Regions from separate parts of the Homo sapiens genome. Here region 2 is linked to region 1. Evidence: chromatin loops called from intact Hi-C (ENCODE). Cell type or tissue: mammary epithelial cell. All regions are shown on one strand. Links, peaks and the distances in the headings refer to the core of each region. The heading gives the core; the rest is flanking DNA. Region 1 overlaps IYD (iodotyrosine deiodinase). Region 2 overlaps RAET1L (retinoic acid early transcript 1L).

Region 1 (2,923 bases), core at 424-2,923:
ATACATGCACACATGCACATATATGAATCTAGAGTGACTCAATATAGTTTCTTGCTGAAGGTCTCTTATACAACATCATCATATACTATACCTTGATTAACGAAGATTTCACAATACCTGAGAGACTGTTCTCAAGAATACATGCATCAAAAAACCTAACTGATTTCTTCTTTCTGTCATTAGCTCTACTTTATCATGGCGTTTCTTCTCCTTGATCATATCTTCACATAGTATTTGAACTTGCAATGGATAAATCTTAATTTTTTTTTTTTTTTTTTGAGACGGAGTCTCGCTCTGTCGCCCAGGCTGGAGTGCAGTGGCGGGATCTCCGCTCACTGCAAGCTCCGCCTCCCAGGTTCACGCCATTCTCCTGCCTCAGCCTCCCGAGTAGCTGGGACTACAGGCGCCCGCCACCACGCCTGGCTCATTTTTTGTATTTTTAGTAAAGGCCGGGTTTCACCATGTTAGCCAGGATGGTCTCGATCTCCTGACCTCGTGATCCGCCCGCCTTGGCCTCCCAAAGTGCTGGGATTAGAGGCGTGAGCCACCGCACCTGGCCAAGTCTTAAACTTTTTTGAGAAAATATTTACACCTTAATTTAGTGTCATTTTATATCTTGGTCCTTTTCAAGACATAGCTTTTACTCCATACTGAATTTTGTATGTCTCTAGCAGTAGAAACCTGCAAATACACAGACCATATTAAACAATTCCTCTTATTAATATTATTAATGTTAAGTTGACTTCTATTATTATTTTATCTTTCACTCTCTCGATGTGAGTACTTTGGTCTTATTATAGGTCAGGATTTTTTTAACTGGAATCCTCAGACCCCCAAAGGGCCAAGGATTGAATTTAGCAGGTCCATGAACTTGAATTTGAAAAAAAAAGTTTTCATATTCACTAACATCTAACTGAAATTTAGCAGTTTCTTCCTTTATAAATGTAGGCAGCAAACCACAGTAGTGTTAGCAATATCTATGACTTTATCACCAATGAAATCCACAGTTATTTTCATATCATTTTACAGTTGTTATAGATATTTTAAAATATCATTACATTCATCACTACTTTAAAATTATAGAGCTACGACTAGCTCTTGGTATTTAATATATTAATAAAGGCTTGTATATTATATTCTAAACAACAACCACCACGGCAAGTTCCTATGACTACAGAGCCAACCATGGAAGCAGAGCATCCCCACCCAGTGAGATGCTGATGCCCGTTGATAGGGGACTCAGTGGCCAAGGGGTACCCCATCGACCTCTTTCCAAGCCTCCAAATAACAAACATCTAAGTAAAAGCAATGAGTAGCTTCCAGACACTTCCCCGCCTGCCCCTCTCCAGCTTTTCCAATCAGATCACCACCTCTAAACCTGACCAGGAAGTTCTGGAAGCTGCCTCTACAAGACATGCATGGCGCGCTTATCAGACCCAGTCACCATACTGGAGATGCGGGCTTCATGGAGATTTTTCTTTCCTCCATCACTAATCATAACCTACTCTCGGGATTATGCCTTATGAAAGCTAGGGGGCAGCAAACTCAATGGCAAAGTGAAAAAGACTGCCTGCTGCAGAGGCACCTGGGCAGCCTTGTGAGCTGAGCTTGCTGCAGGCTTCGCTGCTTCTTCCAGGACCCTCAATCAGGTGGCGGTGCCTCGCAGTCTGATGCCGCATGGTGATTCCATTATTTACCTGCTTACAGATTCAGGAAGGAAATCAATGCCAGCTCCTTCAGGATAATTTTTCCAAAAACCTAAAACACATTTCAATGACTACATTTTGGGAGGTGTTATTCAACATACATGTTTTTCTTTGAGATAGTGAAGAAGCTCTCTTTTTTTTTTAATCCATTGTCTCTCAAAAGTATGGTTACTTGCTCTTATAATCTTGTTTTCTACATTTATTTTATGGGTTTACCATCTCTCTCTATCCACTACCCAGCCCCCAGTCTCTGCTAGAATATACAGTTCATCAGACAACTATCCCCAGTGGCTCCCAGGAACTGCCACGTAGAAGGAGCTCAGAGGCCAGGCATGGTGGCTTACGCCTGTAATCCCAGTACTTTGGGAAGCTGAGAAGAGTGAATCACTTGAGCTCAGGAGTTGAGACTAGCCTAGGCAATATGGCAAAACTCCATCTATACAAAAAATGCAAAAATTAGCATGGTGGTGCCTGCCTATAGTCCCAGCTATTCAGGAGGCTGAGGTGGGAGGATCACTTAAGCCCGGGGGTCAAGGCTGCAGTGAGCTGTGATGGTGCCACTGCACTCCAGCCTGAGTGACACAATGAGACCCTGTCTCAAAACAAAACAAAAAGGAGCTCAGAAAATATTTGTGGAGTGAATGCACTGTTGAGTGAATGCATGAATAGTTTGAAAACTATACAGCAATCCTGCTCCATTTCATGTTAGCATTGCTCTCGTTCCTATGCAGATGGAATTTTTGAAAAGCACATGACCTTCTTCCTAATGCCATGCAACGCAAACTTCTCAGAAAAGGGCCTCTATGAAGAGCCCTTCTCATGGCTTTTTAGTCATTCCATCATCTCTGAGAGCAACAGTAAACGTATCCAGGGAGTTAGCCTCTGTGACTTTTAGGCTCCAAAGTACTTCATGTGGGTCTGCCAAAACCCTTGAAACTTCATGTTGTTACAGATGACTGCAAACACAACACCAATTTTTCTAACTTGAAATGATGTTATAAGTGAATTCCCAGCTTGCTGAACCATCATAGTCACCAATCCAGGTTTCCAGAGTCAGTTTTCACATCAGAGTTACCTCACTTAGGAATTCTACTTTAGATTAAAAAAAAATTTCCAAATGTCCCTGAATTGAAAACTCAGCTGAAATGTTCTAATAAGGCCACCCTGTAACCCTTGATGTCTCAACATACCTGCAGGGCAGCTAGCAGGATGCCACA
Region 2 (2,923 bases), core at 219-2,718, 380 kb after region 1:
TCCCAAAAACCTACTGAGTTTAGAATTTTGTTGTATTACTCAGTAGAGAATTAATGTTATTTCATTTTTCCTCCATGATATGGAGTAATAAATGAGTGATTCTGCCAGACTTTGTGTGGAAAAAGAGAATCTACAAAACATGGCTGAAAAAAATCAGAGACAAAACAAATACATGGAAAAATATTTCATGCTCATGGGTTGGAGAATCAATATAGCTAAAATGGCCATACTTCCAAAAGCAATTTATAGATGCAACACTATCTCTATCAATACCAATGTCATTTTCCACAAAATTAGACAAATCTAATCTAAAAGTTCTTTGGAGTTAAAAAAGAGCCCAAATAGCCAAAACAATCATAAGCAAAAAGAACAAAGCCAGAGACACCACATAGCCTGACTTCAAACTATAATATAAGGCTACAGTGATCAAAACAGAATGGTACTGGTACCAAAATAGACACTTAGATCAGTGGAACAGAATAGACAGCTCAGAAAGAAACCTTCACACCTTTTAACTTTCAACAAAATCAACAAAAAAAGCAATGAGGAAAGAGTCCTAATTCAATAAATGGTGCTGGGATAACTGGCTAGCCATGTGTAGGAGAACGAAACTGAACCTCTACCTTTCACCATATATGTAAAATAACTCGACATGAATTAAAGATTTAAATGTAAGTCCTAAAACTATAAAAATCCTGGAAGATAACCTAGGAAATGCCACTTTGGACATACAGCCTGACAAAGATATCATGATGAAGACACCAAAAGCATTTGCAACCAAAAACAAAAATTGACAAATGTGACCTCATTAAACTAAAGCGCTTCTCCACAGTAAAAGAAATTAGCAACACAGTAAACAGCCTATAGAATGGGAGAAATATCTGCAATCTATGCATCTGGCAAAGCTCTAATATCCAGAATCTACACGGAACTTAAACAACTCAACAAGCAGGAACAAAATTCCAATTAAAAAATAAGCAAAGAATGTGAACAGACACTTTGCAAAAGAAGACCTGCAAGTGGCCAACGAACATGAAAAAATGCTCTTTGGGAAGCCGCGGTGGGCAGATCATGAAGTCAGGAGTTTGAGACCAGCCTGACCAACATGGTGAAACTCCGTCTCTACTAAAAATACAAAAATTAGCCAGATGTGGTGGTGCATACCTGTAACCTGTAATGGTGCATAGTCTGATGTTGGAACTATGAAATACCTTGGACTGGTACTTTCCAGTCTTTTCCAGCAGATGGCACTGTTCATCTTTCAAATATTTCAATAAGCCCAGAGGGTTTGCCAACAGCGAGTTTGTGCCCTGAGCTCCTTGGCACACAACCTGGGATCCACAGCCAAGGGCTAGAGAAGACAAAAGAGACATTGACATCATGGTGGAAGAGGAATCCATAAAGAGTTCATTTCTGAGGACTGGGGCAGTTCCTCCCACCCTGCAGATCAAGATGCCCTGAGGGCAAAGAGCAGAGGGGTACTCTGGTGGCCCAGCAGTTCTGCCCTGGGGGAGGATTCTCTTCTGCTGCAGTGAAAACCAACAGGACGCTGCTTCATCCCAAGGGGACCAGGAAGATAGATCAGAGTGAGGAGCTGTCTGAGTGTTTCAGATCACACAGTGACTGCCTGCTTGATGGCTTCAGAACTCCTTCATGAGCTGGGAGACAGCCCCCAAGGTGAAAGGTGTGTGGGCAGGATGGGCTCGACATGACAACTCTCAAGATGACACGCAGTTTCTCCCATGTGTTTCTGTGTGTCTTTTTGTGTGCCCGTGTATGTGCATGGCTGTGTCTGTATTTCTGCATGCATTTGTGTATGTGTGTCTCTGTGAATGTGTGTGCCTGTGTGGTGTGAGTGTGTGTGAGAGATTGTGCCTGCATGTCTCTGTGTGTGTGCATGTGTGTGTGTGTGTGAGATAACATGCATGTATGAATGTTGAATTGATTTTCTGGTTGACTTGCTGTGGAGGGAGTCAGGGACTCCAGGGGGCTTCCTGCCCACCCCTCGTTCCCTGTAGCCAGTAGCACAAATGGCGTAATAAAAGGTAGTTTAATTTCATTTCATGCAAATGTAAAACTTTTGTGCTTCCAAAAGAACTCCAATTAGAAGATTAAAAAAAAACTTCCAGAACGAGAGAAAATCATTGAAAATCATATATCTGGTAATGGACTGTTATTCTGAATATATAAAGAACTCTTCCAACTCAATATTACAAAGGGAAATAACCCAATTTAAATATATGCAAGGAATTTGAATAGACATTTCTCCAAAGTGAGACAGGTATACTACACGGTGGTCTCAAAAGAATAGAAAATTTTGGGCAGCAGTTTCAGGTGACTAGCAAAAGAAATCTGTTGAAATATCTGCAGTGGCTCTGGGCTGATAAGTTGCTGAGAAACAGCATGTGGACCAAGCTGACTAAGAATGAGTGGATCCAACATGGCCCTGGATTTGACCTAGGTTTCACCTGGGACCTCATTACATGCTGATAAACACACTAAACACACACTAGCCAGCTCCCTAGCAGTTCTGAGAATACCCATATTTGGTGTAAAAATTCGAGGCACCAGAGTTCTGAGAATCCCTGTCCTTCTTCCAGGAATTTTCATGAATATTCCACCCCTTGGTTGAAGAAACCAGGAAAGGTGGCAGCACCAAACCCCCTTGCACCTGCCTCTCTCTTGAGTTCCCCTGCACTCCCTTTACTTGAGTGTGTACTTTTCCTTTTACAATAAATCTCCGTCCTTCCTCTATTTTCCTACTGGTCTTCGAATTCACTTCCCCAAGCGCTGCCAAGAGCCCCGCACCGGCTGGGGTCGCGGTCCAACCGGCGTTTAGGGACCTCCCCTTGCCCACTGGCATCAGAAGAAGAATGCAAATGGCAGTGAGCCCAGGAAAAGGGGCTCAGTGTCCACAGACCTC

What was found. Peaks named below come from ENCODE experiments on the same cell type or tissue, not always from the same donor. Only the 100,000 strongest peaks of a DNase experiment are listed, where the experiment ranks them.
Region 2: it touches region 1 in a loop (5-fold over the local background); 3 of 110 quality-filtered maps call a loop at or near these places.

Annotation. Positions count from the first base shown.
Region 1 is chr6:150,394,229-150,397,151 of GRCh38, reverse strand. IYD (iodotyrosine deiodinase) reads right to left here. Exons shown (of 5, transcript NM_203395.3): 4 at 2,897-2,923. Among named protein-coding and RNA genes, the nearest start is that of IYD, 27 kb to the right of the region's middle. In mammary epithelial cell, for the core only: a CTCF peak has its summit at 1,530; a DNase peak (open chromatin) is centred at 1,531.
Region 2 is chr6:150,015,420-150,018,342 of GRCh38, reverse strand. RAET1L (retinoic acid early transcript 1L) reads left to right here. Exons shown (of 5, transcript NM_130900.3): 5 at 1-9. Among named protein-coding and RNA genes, the nearest start is that of RAET1L, 8.7 kb to the left of the region's middle. RefSeq lists an enhancer at 1,158-1,397. In mammary epithelial cell, for the core only: a CTCF peak has its summit at 1,249 (motif pointing right); a DNase peak (open chromatin) is centred at 1,272.